Regions from separate parts of the Homo sapiens genome. Here region 2 is linked to region 1. Evidence: read pairs that join two places in POLR2A ChIA-PET (ENCODE). Cell type or tissue: PC-9. All regions are shown on one strand. Each heading gives the region's core, and the rest is flanking DNA. Links, peaks and the distances in the headings are about the cores only. Region 1 holds the start of LOC105372960 (a long non-coding RNA gene). Region 2 overlaps SPECC1L (sperm antigen with calponin homology and coiled-coil domains 1 like).

Region 1 (4,394 bases), core at 201-4,200:
CAAAACACAACGGTAGGAAGCATGCTCTACAATAACTTGTTTCAAAGCCATTTGGATGCCACAAGGCAGAGCTTTCCACCCCAGCAGGAGGGCCGGGGCCACCAGTGTGTGGATTTGTTTTCTGCAGGCCTGCAAAGATCTTATCAGGATTGGCATACAAACAGAAAAATGAAGGGCCTGGAGTTGTGTTCTTCCACTAACAGTAATGGGGAACCTCCATGTTGGAGAGCAGGAGACACAGTGACACCCTAAAATCTGTGGCCCCAGCATGGAATCCACAGGTGGACGTGGCCATGGCCACACATCTAGGGACAGCCTGTGGGAAAGGGCAGAGGGCCTGGGGATGGGCTGCTCTTTTTGAGGATTCATTTGCACACTCAGCGAGTCCTCACCTGGGGTTTCATGGGTGGGCGGGCATCTTGCTGGACAGGGCTGACACACGGACTTGACATGGGCCAGGGCTCAAGGAGGTTTAAAGGGAAGAGTGGCTGGACTGGGGTCAGAACAGCCAGGAGCAGGGGGAGGGCAGTCAGAGGCCGGCTGGTCAGTGGCTGCAGAGGTCCGTATCAAGTTGGGCTGGAGTGGTGGGTGGGAGATGTAGGGCTCCAGAGATACTTGGCAGCTAAAGCAGACTAGACTTGGCAACAGACTGGCTATGAGGAGGGAGAGCGCATGCAGTGCTCCGGATGGGCCTTGGCTTCTGTGGGCAGAACCAGACGCTGGTGGTGGCCTTCACAGAGGCAGAGCTCCCTGGAGGAAGGTGGGCACTGAGCAGATGAGGGGTGTGTTTTTGTCACCTTAAGTTCAAGATACCTTGGAGATACCCAAAGGTGCTTGGTGGTGCTGACACGTGAGTCAGGAGAGCAGTGCGGAGAGACAGAAAGTGCGGCATCATCGGAGTCCTGTATGGGATCCCCTAGGGATGGTCACAGTGGGCCATAAGCAAGAAGGAGGCCTCGGATCCAGCCCCTCAGCACTCCAACAAGTAATGGCCATGCTGAGGAGAACAGCCTTTAATGGAACACAGGGAAGGGCTGGGGGTTGGGGGAAAGAAACCAGAAGGCAAAGGAAGAGTGTGTTTAAAACAGGACAGAGTGGTCAATGCAGCAGTGATGTGGAGAGGCCACAAGGACTTCCAATCTCCTGCAGTTAGAAACATATGAGTTGCCATGAAGCAACAGGAGCAATGGCGAATAAAGGGAAGAGCAACCACAAATCAGGTTTGTGTGCTTTTAAAAAAGGGAGGGAGTCTCTCACTATGTTGCCCAAGCTGGGCTTGAACTCCTGGGCTGAAGGGTTCCTCCTGCCTCAGCTGCTCAAGTAGCTGGGACTCTGGCCGTATGCCTCGCAAATGAAATTTTCAGAAGCCAGAAAAGCATGAAATTAGATGAGCCATAATAGTGTTACAACTTTCACAGATATCCCTTCTTACGAGTTTATTTCACAGACCTTGCCTAGAAATAGCATTTCTATTTAGTAAAAGTGGCGTTTTCAGTGCATAAGGAAAGTCCTTATCTTCCAGGGGTTTCCCTCTGAGGGAAGGCCATTTACACTTTGCTGAAGAGCGGAGGGGCTGGAGGGCCAAGGGCCTTCCACTCTGCACTCATGTCCTGATTCCTACAGAGACAGCTTCTGATGGAGGCCAGCAGAGCCCTTTAAAGTAAGCTATTCTCAAAGCCAAAACTCACACTTATTTGAGGGGAAAATGCACATTAACGGAAGGAATTTCTATTGTTCACTATTCACAGGCAATGGTGGCAATCTAAGAAGAAAAAAATTAACTTTTTTAAAATAATAGAGACATAGAAAACATATTACTTACTAATTATAATGCAAGTTTCTTACCGATGAATTCAGATTTTGCACTTAGTTTTTTTCAGGTCAATTTAGAGCTTTTCTACTCTACGAGATAATTCCATGTTTGGATTAGGGTCGACAAAACAAGAGAGATGACATGTGCCAGAAGAAACTTTCAAAACGGCCTCTGCACAGACTCGAATGAGAAGCTCTGCCCCATTTTCTCCTAAGGGCACACATCCTTCATCCAGGAAATGTCAACTAAGAGATGTGACAGGGGACAGACAGGGCCTGTTTCACAGTGCCATTTGCTGTCCTTTCTACCCTCATAAAGACTCCTGACAGCCTCACCCCTCCAAGGGACTGGCTGGGTGGTTTCCACTCACTGCTTCTTGACCAAGGATGGAAACCCCAACTGTAGATGTGACCCTGCCTTCTGTCTGTGGCCTTAGGGTGGGATGTGAAAGCCAAGAGATTATACAAATCTCCACAAAAAAGATTAAAAATATGTCATAAAAGATCTCTAAATGTTTTAATTTGTTTGAAGTTTAATTAAGGGCCATAAAATATACTCCCAAATACCACATGCTCTTTAAATAGCTATTAAGGTTCTGGTCTATTTAAGGAAATGCCACTTTTATGGACACAGGGCAAGAAGCCAAGGGCTCTGATTCATCTCTCTGCTGACACATGCAAGCATCCACTTCCTCATGCCTGTCTGAGCCGTGCAGAGCGCTGTCCCCAGGTCCACCTTCAGGCAGAGGTGGTCCTCACTGGTCCTCCAGCTTCACAAGGACACCACACTGTTAAGCTGCAACCCAGTGCACTCAGAATGAAACCTGCTGGGGATCACAGCCCAGCCTCATGAGGTAAGAGTGAGTTACTAACAAAACCCTGGCTCACGATGCCCCCCTATACTGTGGCAGAGTTTGGGAGCCTGAGTGAGGTGAGTGAGGTTCCTTTTCTGTGTAGTATGGTGGGAGAAGATATAATGTCTGAAAGAGAGTAAAAAAACCATCGAGACTGTTGATTGATATCTCTGGGTAGTGGCTGTTAAACACAGAATGCCCTGGGAGTGATGAATGGGCACCTGCCTGGGGCCGGTGGTGCCTGTGGGGTAACCTGGCCAGGCCCTCTAGCTGCTGATCTAAGGGTGCTGCCCTGGGGACTACAGTGCTTATCTCCTCCCTGAAGCAGGGCCAATCTCTGCTCCAGGTCAGGGGAGGGGAGAGAAGGGAAGGGGAGGGAAGGGGAAGGAAGGGGAAGGAAGGGGAAGGAAGGGGAAGGAAGGGGAAGCAGTACATTTTCAGGGAGAGTCTTGCCTGGCTCATCATGGAGCCCAGGTGTTGGTACTTACATGGTAAAGAGGGAGCAAGAAGGAGGCAGGGCAGGCGGCCGAGGTAGGGCAGGCGGCCGAGGTGGAGCTGGCAGCCTCTGGAGATAAGCCCTGCATGTCTTTGCTCTTGATCTAATACGGACCCTCAATCCTCACTGTGCGCTAGAATCACTGCAAAGATTTTTCGGGTTTTCCTACGCTTGCCCCACCCCAGAGACATTCATTCACGTGGTGTGAACGAGTCAGGGCATAATGTTCTTTAAAGGTACCCAGGTGATCTGAATCCACAGCCAACAGGAAGGCTCACCATTTGAAAAACTGAAGTTAGGTGTTAAGTACAATGGGGTGGTACATCTAAAATGTGACATCGGTGAGTTTATGGTGATATCTACAAAGGCACACCCAGCCTGGCTTGGAAACCACTCGTGAACCTGAGTGCTGGAAAATCAAGGGAGAGGAACAAGCACCTGATAGAACTTTCCAGACCAAACCATAGTCAAGGCAGCTGAACAGCTGACAAAGGGGTTTCTCTGTAAAGAGGAAGCCTAATGAAGGAAGGAGTGACAGAATTACCCAGAATGACTGACCTCGTTATCAGAGGCAGTGACATCACAGAAAGAGGCAGCCAGTCCTGCTGCGAATGGACAGAACTCCACAGCTGAGATGTTTCTGCCAAAAACATGAACTGGAATCAGATCCACCCTCCAGCTCTGCCTACCAGTTTACACCACGGACAACAGGATGGGGAAGGAACCAACAGAATCTGAACTGTGGGTCACTCTGTAGGATGCACAATCAATCCCGTTCCTTCAAAAAGAAACTGAAAGAAAAAAAGATTTATGAACTGAAAGAGACCTAAAAGAGACATACTTCCAAACACAATGTGAGAACCCTATTTGGATCTTAATTCAAGCAAACTGATTATGACACAATGGGAGGAGTGAGCTCTAAGTGTGTGGTGACATTAAGTGGCTGGTGTTTGCTTCCGAATCCTCCAGGTGGGCGTGGGGACAGTGCCCTATGCTGATATCTTGTCGCTAGGGCTATGTACAGGAGGGTTGTTTTACCATTCTCATGACTTTAGTGCATATTTGAAAATTTCCATTAAGAACAAACAAACATGAACTTGATCAACAACAGAAAGACAACCCAGTTGCCCAAACATAAAAATGAGCAAAGGACGTAAATAGAACATTTCCCCAAAGATATACAAATAGCCAACAAGCACATGAGAAGGCTCAACACGGTTAGTCACTAAGGA
Region 2 (4,394 bases), core at 226-4,225, 99 kb after region 1:
CTATAACATTAAAGCTGAACATAGGTATACTCTACGGTCCAGTAATTTCACTCCTCATTCTAGAACCAACACAAATGGGTGCACATGTGTATTAATACACACATATAAGAATGTTCATAACAATAATACTCATAACCACAGAGAAGAAACTCCAAAAGTCTGCCAATAGTAGTAAAAGTCTGCCAATAGCAGAAGAGATGAACAAACTGTGGTATATTCATCCCATGGATTACTAACCAACAATGAAAAGGAAGTGACCGCTGCTAGATGCAACAGTACAGATAAGAAACCAGACACACATAAAAAGAACATAGTGTGTGACTACGTTCCTGTAAAGATCAAAAACTGGCAAAAATCATCTCTGGTGCTAGAAGTTAGAATGGTAGTTACTTTGGGGGAGGACAGGAAGGGCAATGATTAAGCAGAGGCACGGTGGAAGCTTCTGAGGGGCACATATGTTCTGTTTCTTGAACTAGGTGGTGACTGAAGGACATGTTTCATTTTGTGATGATTCACTAAACTCAACACCTGTGTTTTGTGGACTTTGCTGTACGTATGCTTTACTTCAACAAAAAAAGTCAAAACAAAACAAAACACAACTCTGCATTTTCCAACTTACCTTTTACCCTAAGCTACTAGCAGGCTCTCTGCTATTTTTCCCTATTTCTTTTAATTTTTGCTACAAAATTCTGTAAAGGCATGTGCATTCTCACACATAAACACCCCCCATCAGTAAGTCTAAAAACATGAAATGGATGAAGGAATAAATGTTCAGCCTACTCTTTGTAACTGATGCAAAATGCAAATAATTTGGTACAAGCATTCCGGACACAAATAATGAAATACTACAACCAGGTACGTATACTTCTCTAAGTCAAGCCCAAGTTTCACATGCATCTTTCTCTCAAATTTGAAGATTTGTTATCAAATTTTACCTTTCAAGTTTCCGAGGAGGATTGTTCATACAATTAACAAATGTTTACACTGTATGACCACAAATAATCATGGAGAAATATCAATTATAGATTCTAACTGAAGCTTATTAATTCATGTCTGTAATTTTTAGAAAAAATTATCATCAGTATAATGGAAAAGTATATTACTTCAAAAGAACTAATCATGAACACCTGAACAGTAAGTGAACCCTGCAAAGCGTAGGCATGCAGGAAACCCTCTCTACATGGAAAATAATCCTCTCCACTGACTGTGACCAAGGAGAATTAAGCATACAAAGGCTGCAAGCCCAATGACACAGCTCCTGACAGAAGTGGGAATAATGTCTCCAAAACTCACTGTGAGCAGCAGTAGTGTTTTGTATTTACAAAAGCTCCAACCAGCAGTGAAGTGTCCTGGATCAAAAGAGTCCTTCCCCTTAACCCTCAACTACATCTAGCCTCAAACAATACTTGAAATGAGAGGTGAAGAAATGCATATCCTGTATCCTGTCACTACAAGAAGAGAGTCATGAGAATATTGTGCAGTGACAGACACACAGGTGTGGGTGTCCATAAATGAATGGGTGTGTGCACATGCTGTCTCAATAATTAAGCCAAACACTTCATTCATCTGGTTAATCATCAATGCTCCATGACAGTTAAAGGAATTCAAATTGTAGGAAGTATCTAGGTGCCAGAGAAGCACAGGAAAAAAAAAAGTTAGAAAAATAAAATAACACTGTGGGGTCTCAAAGCCCTTCAATGTTTTCCATTTTTTTCCCACTATTTTCTTCTTTCCTTCTCTGTTTTTACTTTAATCTCCATTTAATGACTTTTTCCTTCCCCTCTCTTAAGTGAAGGCAATTGCTCCACTCCAGGAAAAGTGTTGCCAAATAGTTTTACCTCTGTCCTGACCTTCCTGCTACACACACACACACACACACACACACACACACACACACACACCCTATTTAAACTTGTTAATGCAGCAGAGCCAAAGCTATGGACAGCTGGCATGTGCTGGCAAGAGTAAGTGTACAGTTTTGCTTTACAGTGGAAAAGTACTCACTGTTCAAGACCAAATTCCCAGCAACTCCAGATCCAAGACTCAGAAGGTGTAACATGCCTGCTCAGTGCACATTCCATAGTAAACCTCCAAAGACACTGCCTGCCTCTGACGAAGAGGCCACAGAAGGAAGGCAGCAGTGCACATCTAATGCCAACATTTCAACCTGTTCTTCCAGTCACATAAATAACAGGTCACCTAGTCACACAGGCACTCCACGCCAAAGAGAGCCCCAGCAACTGAATAACCAGTTAGGTCAGAAAATGCCACCTGTCTTACACCAAAAAGCAGCAGCACTGCCACCAACAAAATGATTCAGTGTGTTCACTGAGACAATGGAAGCTGGGCAAGGGTCTATTCCTGGCACCATCCTCCAGGTCACAGAATGATACCTAACAATTCCTCAGGGCCACAGCTAGGAGAAAATCTGTGTGCATCTCCGAGCCAAGGGAATAAGCCTGGGTTCAGTTCCAACAACCTTAGAATAGAAAAACCAGCATTTCCTGTTAGATCTTTCTACACATATAAGGAAGTTCCTCATCGGCTGTTCCTGAGTTCCTTCTTAAAATAATTAAGCCATGATCTATCAGGGCCCTGCCTGGAATGAACAGATCATGTTTCCAGTTGTGCATGCATACGCACACCTCTAGTCCAGCTACTCGAGAGGCTGAGGCAGGAGGATCCACTGAACCCAGGAGACCAGCCTGGGCAACATAGATCTCATCTATTTAAAAAAAAATGGTAATAGTAATAATAAGAATAATATCTCATCTCTTTTTTAAAAAATGGTATAATCATCATCATCATCATCATCGTGGACCAGCTGCCAGAAGAACAGCAATTTGTGGTGGTGACAGTGAGGGAGACAGGCAGATAAAAACACCTGTCTAGGGGTCACAGGACTGCCAGACTTGGCTCACATGACCTTTTCATAAAACCTTCCCAGGCTTGAAACAATATTTACTTACCTGAAACTGTTCACAATGCTTTACTGCTCTCCCAGGGTATCTGACATTCTCCCTGGGTATTTTCATTATTCATGTTTGTGCCTTGCCTCCACCCTTTCCTCCACAAGCTCCCTGAAGGCAGACTGTACCTCCAGCTCACACAATCACAGCATCCTGCACAAGGCAGGTGCTCAATTATTGTTTCATGAACAAGCCTATTGTCTGGTTTCATTCAAAAAGACAGACCAAAAACAGCAATTAGGTCCACCCCACTGTAAGCTCTCTTCAAAGGCCAAGTGTTCCCAGCACCAGAAGAGGGCACACCCCTAAGAATGCTCATTTAATATATTAAACATCATATTTAAATTCAGTCCTCCAAAAACCCATCATGTATTCAAACATCACATGAATACCTTTGACAATGATGCTGCTGTTCCAGGTTTTACAAGTTTGCCTCCCGTAGATGCTGAAGAGCTGTTTTCAGGTTTAATTTTTTCTGCTGTTTGCGTTTTACTTATTGCAGACACTTTAGGCACTGAGCCAACACTCCTGCTTGCTTTCTTCATTCTGGGCTGCCTCTTCGTGATGCATTTACAAGCAAATCTGTGGGAAAAAAATGGCATTACACTGAGAACATAACTGGAAGGAAGCGCTTTAGAAATTTGTTTTCGAAGAATTTTACCATGTGATAAAACTGTTTGAAAGCTAGATGTCACTACAGAAAAGTTGAAAAAAAATTTTTTTTTTTTTTTGAGACGGAGTCTCGCTCTGTCACCCAGGCTGGAGTGCAGTGGCACTATCTCGGCTCACTGCAAGCTCCGCCTCCCGGGTTCACACCATTCTCCTGCCTCAGCCTTCCGAGTAGTTGGGACTACAGGCACCCACCACCACGCCCGGCTAATTTTTTGTATTTTTAGTAGAGACAGGGTTTCACCGTGTTAGCCAGGATGGTCTCGATCTCCTGACCTCGTGATCCACTCGCCTCAGCCTCTCAAAGTGCTGGGATTACAGGCGTGAGCACCGTGCCTGGCTCTGATATATATTATAATATGGGTGAACCTTGAAAACAATACACAGATGACCCCTGACTTACTATTTTTAAACTTTACAATGTTTCAACTTTACAATGATGTGAAAGCAATAAACCTTTAGAAACCATACATTAGAGTACCCATACAACCATTCTGTTTTTCACTGTCAGTACTGTACTCAATAAATTACATAAGATATTCAACACTTTATTACAAAATAGGCTTTGTGTTAGATGATTCTGTCTAACTGTAGACTAATTTAAGTGTTCCGACCATGTTTAAGGTAGGTTAGGCTAAGCTACGATGTTCAGTATGTTAGGTATAATAAACGTATTTTCAACTCATGACATTGTCAACTTACGAGGGGTTTATAGGATGTAACCCCACGTTAAATAAAGGAGCATCTGTACCAAAT

The links. ChIA-PET counts read pairs that join two places held together with the same protein. Peaks named below come from ENCODE experiments on the same cell type or tissue, not always from the same donor. Only the 100,000 strongest peaks of a DNase experiment are listed, where the experiment ranks them.
Region 2: POLR2A ChIA-PET joins it to region 1 with 6 read pairs; 2 of 35 experiments call an interaction of 5 or more read pairs at or near these places.

Annotation. Positions count from the first base shown.
Region 1 is chr22:24,400,797-24,405,190 of GRCh38, reverse strand. The region is part of intron 14 of SPECC1L (sperm antigen with calponin homology and coiled-coil domains 1 like); the gene reads right to left. All of the region lies in intron 15 of SPECC1L-ADORA2A (SPECC1L-ADORA2A readthrough (NMD candidate)), which reads right to left. It overlaps LOC105372960 (a long non-coding RNA gene), which reads left to right and starts at 2,532. Exons shown (of 2, transcript XR_938082.3): 1 at 2,532-2,666. RefSeq lists an enhancer at 3,695-3,754. In PC-9, for the core only: no CTCF peak of the experiment used is centred there; DNase peaks (open chromatin) are centred at 2,150, 2,480 and 2,900; H3K4me3 peaks cover 315 bases; H3K27ac peaks cover 2,982 bases.
Region 2 is chr22:24,301,352-24,305,745 of GRCh38, reverse strand. It overlaps SPECC1L (sperm antigen with calponin homology and coiled-coil domains 1 like), which reads right to left. Exons shown (of 17, transcript NM_015330.6): 3 at 3,362-3,551. The coding sequence starts at 3,514. SPECC1L-ADORA2A (SPECC1L-ADORA2A readthrough (NMD candidate)) reads right to left here. Exons shown (of 20, transcript NR_103546.1): 3 at 3,362-3,551. Among named protein-coding and RNA genes, the nearest start is that of SPECC1L, 33 kb to the right of the region's middle. RefSeq lists a silencer at 1,831-2,125. In PC-9, for the core only: no CTCF peak of the experiment used is centred there; DNase peaks (open chromatin) are centred at 2,185, 2,545 and 2,985; H3K4me3 peaks cover 2,389 bases; H3K27ac peaks cover 4,000 bases.